2 separate regions of the Homo sapiens genome follow, and region 2 is linked to region 1. Evidence: chromatin contacts called from ENCODE Hi-C or POLR2A ChIA-PET data. All regions are on one chromosome and are shown on one strand. Each heading gives the region's core, a stretch centred on a gene start or an enhancer-like site at or near the end of the contact. The rest is flanking DNA. Distances are from core to core; before and after follow the strand shown.

Region 1 (2,961 bases), core at 239-2,738:
TACTATTATTATTAAACTGCTAGTCCCCCTATTTATGGGCATTAAAGAGTTCCCTATCTTTTGCTATTGTAAACAAGGCTGTAAAGAACATCTTTGTACACAGGTCACTTCACACAGGGGCTAATATATCAATGGGACAAATTCCTAGAAATGGAACTCCAGAACCAAAAAGTATATGCAGTTGTAATTCTGACAGTATTGCCAAATTGTTCACAGTAAAGACGGGCCCATTTCCAGTCTTACCAGCCATGTGCAAAAACCTTATCTCAGGCCTCTCTGCCGCCACTCATCCCTGCTTGTAAATGTGTCCTCCACACGGTTGTCAGCACCATATTTCTAAAATGCAAATCTGGCAAGTCATTTTCTTGCTTTCCCTGCTTAAAGCCCTTCAGGTCATCTTCACTGCTCTTCAAGGCTTTTCACCATCTAAATATGTCCTGTCCAGGGTGGACTATCAGCCTCACATAGCTACTGAGGCTACATGTGGCCAGTCTGAATCGAGATGTGATGTAAGTATAAGAAAAACACTGGGTTGCAAAGACGTGGTATGATAAAAAGAATGTAAAAATCTCATTACATGCTGAAATGATTAAGTTTTGGATATGTCAAGCTAAATAACATCATTACAGTTAATTTCATCTGTTTCTTTATCCTTTAAAAATTTCCTAAAAATCATTAAAATTAATTTCATCTGTTTCTTTATCCTTTAAAAAATATGGCTGCAAAAATTTTAGAATGAACCTACTGGCTCCCATTGTATTTCTGCTGGACAGTGCCCATCTAGGTAGGCTCTCCCTCCTTCATCCCCTCACCCATCTCCTCTCCTCCCAGGCCCCAGGCCCACTCTGTGCTTCAGACCACAGTGGTCCCTAAGCCTCAGGTGCTTTTCCCCCCAATCCTGTCCTCCCCATCTCGCCGCCACACTCAATTTATTAAGATTCTGCTTGAAACTTCCCCTTGGAGGCCTTGGAGAAGTTTTGCTCCTTGGTTCACAGGTCCGCCTCCCCTCACCAGCCCTTGACATCAGGGCCTTGCTCTGCTCTTTGGGCAGCAAGAAACAATTCAGTGCTGTTGGTTAAATCAAGCAATGGAGGAGAAAAGCCCGCAGAAGCCCGTCTAAAGGGTAGAGTTGGAGGGAGGGAAGGGGTAACAGGTCACAATTACCAGATGAACACATTCAAATTTTCAAAAATGGGTAAGTTTAACATGGATTCAGAATGTGAATTACTTTTTAGGATCAAATAATAGTGGTAACAGCAGTAAGAGTTACAAAGAATAAGAAACACAGGAGAAACTTACTTTCTTTGCATAGTCTACTCACAAGGGAGGCCTGGCCCTGGGACCCGGGTCCGCGCCCGTCCCCCTTCTCCCCGCCCACCTCGAGCCTGCAGGAGAGGGGACCCCGAGGGCCCAGAGGCACCGGACCTACTCACCCGGCAGGCCGCTCTCCTCGGTGCAGACAGCACAGGGAGGAGGGGGAAGCGGCTCTGCCGGGAACAGGGAGGGACCTCCAGGGAAGCGAAACTGAAACTTTGCGCCCAGTCCGCAGGGCGGGCCGCGCCTTTACCGCCCAGCTGCCTCCCGGAGCCCCCGCGCCCTCCCGACGCGCAGAGCCATGGCCTCCCACCTGCGCCCGCCGTCCCCGCTCCTCGTGCGGGTGTACAAGTCCGGCCCCCGAGTACGAAGGAAGCTGGAGAGCTACTTCCAGAGCTCTAAGTCCTCGGGCGGCGGGGAGTGCACGGTCAGCACCCAGGAACACGAAGCCCCGGGCACCTTCCGGGTGGAGTTCAGTGAAAGGGCAGGTGAGCTTCGGGCGGCCAGGCTGCGAAAGCCCTCTGGGGGCCCGGCCCCCGGGTTTCCAGGCGGACCCAGTTCCAGCTGACCTAGGGGAGAGGGCGGGAGAAAGTATGTCACTGTGCGGTGGCGGACAGGGACGGGGCCCTACTGCCAAGAGACTCACTGAGACAGTGAACACTCGGTGGAGGATGGGGCCTCACATGTGCCTGGTGCGGGTCTGGCTGACGGCGCCTTAGTGTGGATGCTTTCCATATCCTCATTCTAACTTAATTTCTCAGCTGTCATCTTCCTTCCCCCAGATGCCTGCCAGCTGCTGTCCTTGTCATTCAGGGATTCCACTTTTATGTTTTAAATAATGGTTCCATTGTTCCATCCATGAACAAAAGGATGTTCCATTTTGTGTTTTTGAGGATTACAAAAGTGATATATGCTCACTATAGAAATAAAAGAGTAAAAAAGAAAACAACCTGAAGATAAACAATGTGACCATTTGGTGTATTTCCTTCCTGCCTTTTTTTATGAATGCCAGCAAACACATGTATATTTACAAAATTCGGAGTCTGCACTTTTGATTCCTGCTGTTGTCACTTACCTGTATAATGAGTATTGAAATGGGAGACTGGGCCGGGTGCGGTGGCTCACGCCTGTAATCCTAGCACTTTGGAGGCCGAGGTTGGTGGATCACCTGAGGCCAGGAGTTCGAGACCAGCCTGGCCAACATGGGGAAATTCCGTCTCTACTAATAATACAAAAATTACCCGGGCATGGTGGTGCGCACCTGTAATCCAAGCTACTCTGGAGGCTGAGGCAGGAGAATCGCTGGAACTCGGGAGGCAGAGAGGTTGCAGTGAGACGAGGTCCTACCATTGCACTCCAGCCTGGGTGACAGAGTGAGACTCCGTCTAAAAAAAAAAAAAAAAAAAAAAAGAAGGAAGGAAGGGAGGGAGGGAGGGAAAGAAGGAAGAAGGAAAGGGGAGACTGGAGACAGTTTTAGAAACATGATGTTTAATCGGTGGACAATGTTCCATTGTCATTAAGCTTTCACTTCTATAGTAAAACTTAATCCGCACACTTTAGAGCTCTTAATAGCTCCCCGACTTTCTCCATCGCCAACCCACCATTCCAGGATGCAGGGAGCAGCCTTACTGGGAGGTGCTGGGGCAG
Region 2 (2,700 bases), core at 96-2,595, 380 kb after region 1:
CCACTTGCGTTGCCCTGCCTTGGGCTCTGGAATAGGGGAAATTATAGGAAGGGAAGGGAAGAAAGCAATCGTACCTGAAGAAGAGAGACATTGGCAAGGCTGAGTCTGAAGAGGTAGTTCCTGTGAAAATGGAAACAGACATCCTAAGTGACGCTGGTTCTGCAGGCAGGACCCAGGGAGCAGCCTCCTGGCTTGGGCCTCCTGGGACGCCAGGACTGGGTGCTGATTGCCTAGGGTCAACCCCTAAGGAGAGCTTTACCTCCATTTGCTCACTTAATCTTCACACAACCCTGGGAGGAAATCCAGGAAGCTCCAAGTTACAGATGAAGAAGCAAGGTGGGTAAATGGCCCAAGTCACCAAGATAGTAAGTGAAGGAGTTAGGATTGAAACCCAGACTTTCCTCCAAGTTCCATGCTGTCTCTGCTCCCAGCCAACTCAGCTAGCCCTGGGAGGAACCCCTTGACCCCACCTTTTCCAACCATGGAGGCTGTTAAATGTAAAGCCTCACAGCACTCTTACAGAGATGCAGACAGCCAGCTTCCTCCTACTCTGGCCCTCCACCCTGACTCACCCCTTCTCACACAGGCCAGCCATCTCTCCTGGCTCCACATCCCGGGGTCCTGAGTCCGATTTGTTTGTTCATCTCCTGCAGTCTCTCCAGCAGTCAGTGACTCCAGGTCTGACCTTTCTGTGGCCACCTTTCTGGACCACCCTCTCTCCTCTAACCCAAACGACCCCATCCACCACCTCACCATCCCTCTCCCCACAGTCCAGCCTGCACAGGGCTTCCAGACTTATCAACCTCAAACAGTTTTCACCTTCAGTAACAAAGAGGATACTACTAGTAGTAATAATGATATCAGACACTTATTGAGTATCATAAGTGTCAGCTGCTGCTGAAATTTGTTTGCATGGATGCTGGAGTCAGAAGGCCACCATGCACAGACAGGGAGAATTCCAGCTCAGCCACCTGCCACCTTCTGAGAGTCTCAGTGCCTGCATCTGTACAATGGGGAAGTGAATGGCTATCTTTCTTATTTCACAGGACTGTGGAGACAGAGGAATGGTGTGATGCACATTTAAAGGCTCTGTTCATGCTGAACAGATGCAAAGTCTTGATTTCCCCCACCAATTTTCTTTCTTTGGTTCTTCTGTCTTCTTTGGGCTATTCCTATTTTGGTTCCTAAACTTTTTAGGAACAAAGATTTTAGAAAGTTCTGGCCTACCTCAGCTGAGGAGGGAAATGAGGGGAAAGGCTGTGGAGTGGGACCGGAAGAGAAAGAGGGCCCCTGCTGAAGGAATCCAGAGCCGGAAGGAGATGCCGCAGGCCAGGAGGCTTCTCTTCCCAGCTCTGGCTCCAGGCCCAGGCCCCACTCATCTTCTTTGCTGTCCTGGGGCTGGGCGGGCCTCCCAGGTGACCTTGGCTCCAGGCCTCTGCTGTCCTTCTCCAACCCCCTCCCCAAGTCCTTAGCAGAGCTCTCCCTATCCCACCCTCCTGGCCTGGGAACAGATAAGCTCCAGCTTATGGCTGTGCCCCAGCTGCCTGCTTAGGTAACACAGGCATCTGCTCACAGCTTTAACAAATTAGGGGAAACATTGCATCACTTTATTCATTTTTATCCCATCAAAAATCATTCATCACAACATCGCAGTCAACTCTCCTGGGAGCTGGAATATGAGAACAGAGAGAAATCTCTGTAGCCTGACCCACCCTAAATCCCTTTCGGAACAAGGGAGGGTTATAAATGAATAAAAAATTTCCCTAGCCTGAATTCCAGAGATCCAGGGGTCAAGAAGAAGGGAAGACAATGTCAGGCAGAAGAAAAGGAGGAAGGAAAATGAGCTGGAGACAGGAAAAGAAAGTGGCCAAAGACCCACTACATTGGCTCTAAGAAGCCTAAGGGACCAGGTCTAGAATTGAGTTTCCCTGTCCATCTGAGGGCATAGCCAGGCTCAAGGATGCAGGAAAAAGTGTCCCTCCATCTTTGTGTGGGAAGCCTCCAGACAGAAAACATAACCACCTTCTGGGGAAGCCGCAGAGCGGATGAGGAAGAACAGTGTGACCACAGTCACAGGGTAACATAACCTCTCTGAGCTTCAGTTTCCTGGTCCATAAAATGGGGGTACATAGAACCCACTTCCTGGGTTCACCCACTTGTGAAGATTCAATGATTTACTGCAGGCATGATTTACTACATGTATTAGATTAAATACATGTGTGATTTACTACCTTTACTACATGCAGTAACTGACTTACTACATATATGACATATAAAATAGTGCCTGGCACATGGCCGGTGCGGAATAAATGGCAGCTTTTGAAATGCTTTCACAAGGTTCAGAGTAGAGTCTTCGGATGCTACCATTTGGGTTTGTTGAAGTACACATGTAAAACTAGTGAAATCAGAATTAGGTTGAAGGATCACATCAAGGCCAGTTTCCTGATTTTAATGTTGTCCTACAGTTATGCAAGATGTTAGCCTTGGGGGAAACTGGGTGAAGGGTATATGGGATCTCTATTATTTCTTACAACTGTGTGTAAATCGACAGTCATCTCAAAATAGAGAGTAAAACAATTACTCTCTTTGCTGGGAAAATAAAGTCCATCCTCCTGTATAGTTGCATATGGACAGACTCCCTCTGGGGGCACAGTCAGGAACCTCACCACTAGGTGAACCTTCAGTCAGGGGTCCTGCTTG

Evidence for each region. Hi-C counts contacts between places; a loop is a spot of excess contacts on that map. ChIA-PET counts read pairs that join two places held with the same protein, here RNA polymerase II (POLR2A). Pooled maps may share reads with other maps.
Region 2: a map of K562 shows a loop between it and region 1 (4-fold over the local background). The contact joins the enhancer-like site here to the promoter of PARP9 in region 1. A Hi-C loop is called at or near these places in 2 of 168 maps with a recorded cell type or tissue (IMR-90 and K562), 2 of 37 single-sample maps with no recorded cell type and 10 of 50 pooled maps. POLR2A ChIA-PET finds 5 or more read pairs at or near these places in 1 of 52 experiments (activated T-cell).

What each region holds. Positions count from the first base shown.
Region 1 is chr3:122,562,812-122,565,772 of GRCh38, forward strand. PARP9 (poly(ADP-ribose) polymerase family member 9) reads right to left here and starts at 1,489. Exons shown (of 11, transcript NM_001146105.2): 1 at 1,434-1,489. DTX3L (deltex E3 ubiquitin ligase 3L) reads left to right here and starts at 1,527. Exons shown (of 5, transcript NM_138287.3): 1 at 1,527-1,802. The coding sequence starts at 1,616. RefSeq lists a silencer at 1,275-1,374 and an enhancer at 1,415-1,534.
Region 2 is chr3:122,939,351-122,942,050 of GRCh38, forward strand. SEMA5B (semaphorin 5B) reads right to left here. Exons shown (of 23, transcript NM_001031702.4): 5 at 75-120. Among named protein-coding and RNA genes, the nearest start is that of LINC02035, 54 kb to the left of the region's middle. Within about 2 kb of position 1,346, at least 4 of the 41 ENCODE cell types and tissues checked have a DNase peak (open chromatin) inside an H3K27ac peak, as active enhancers do.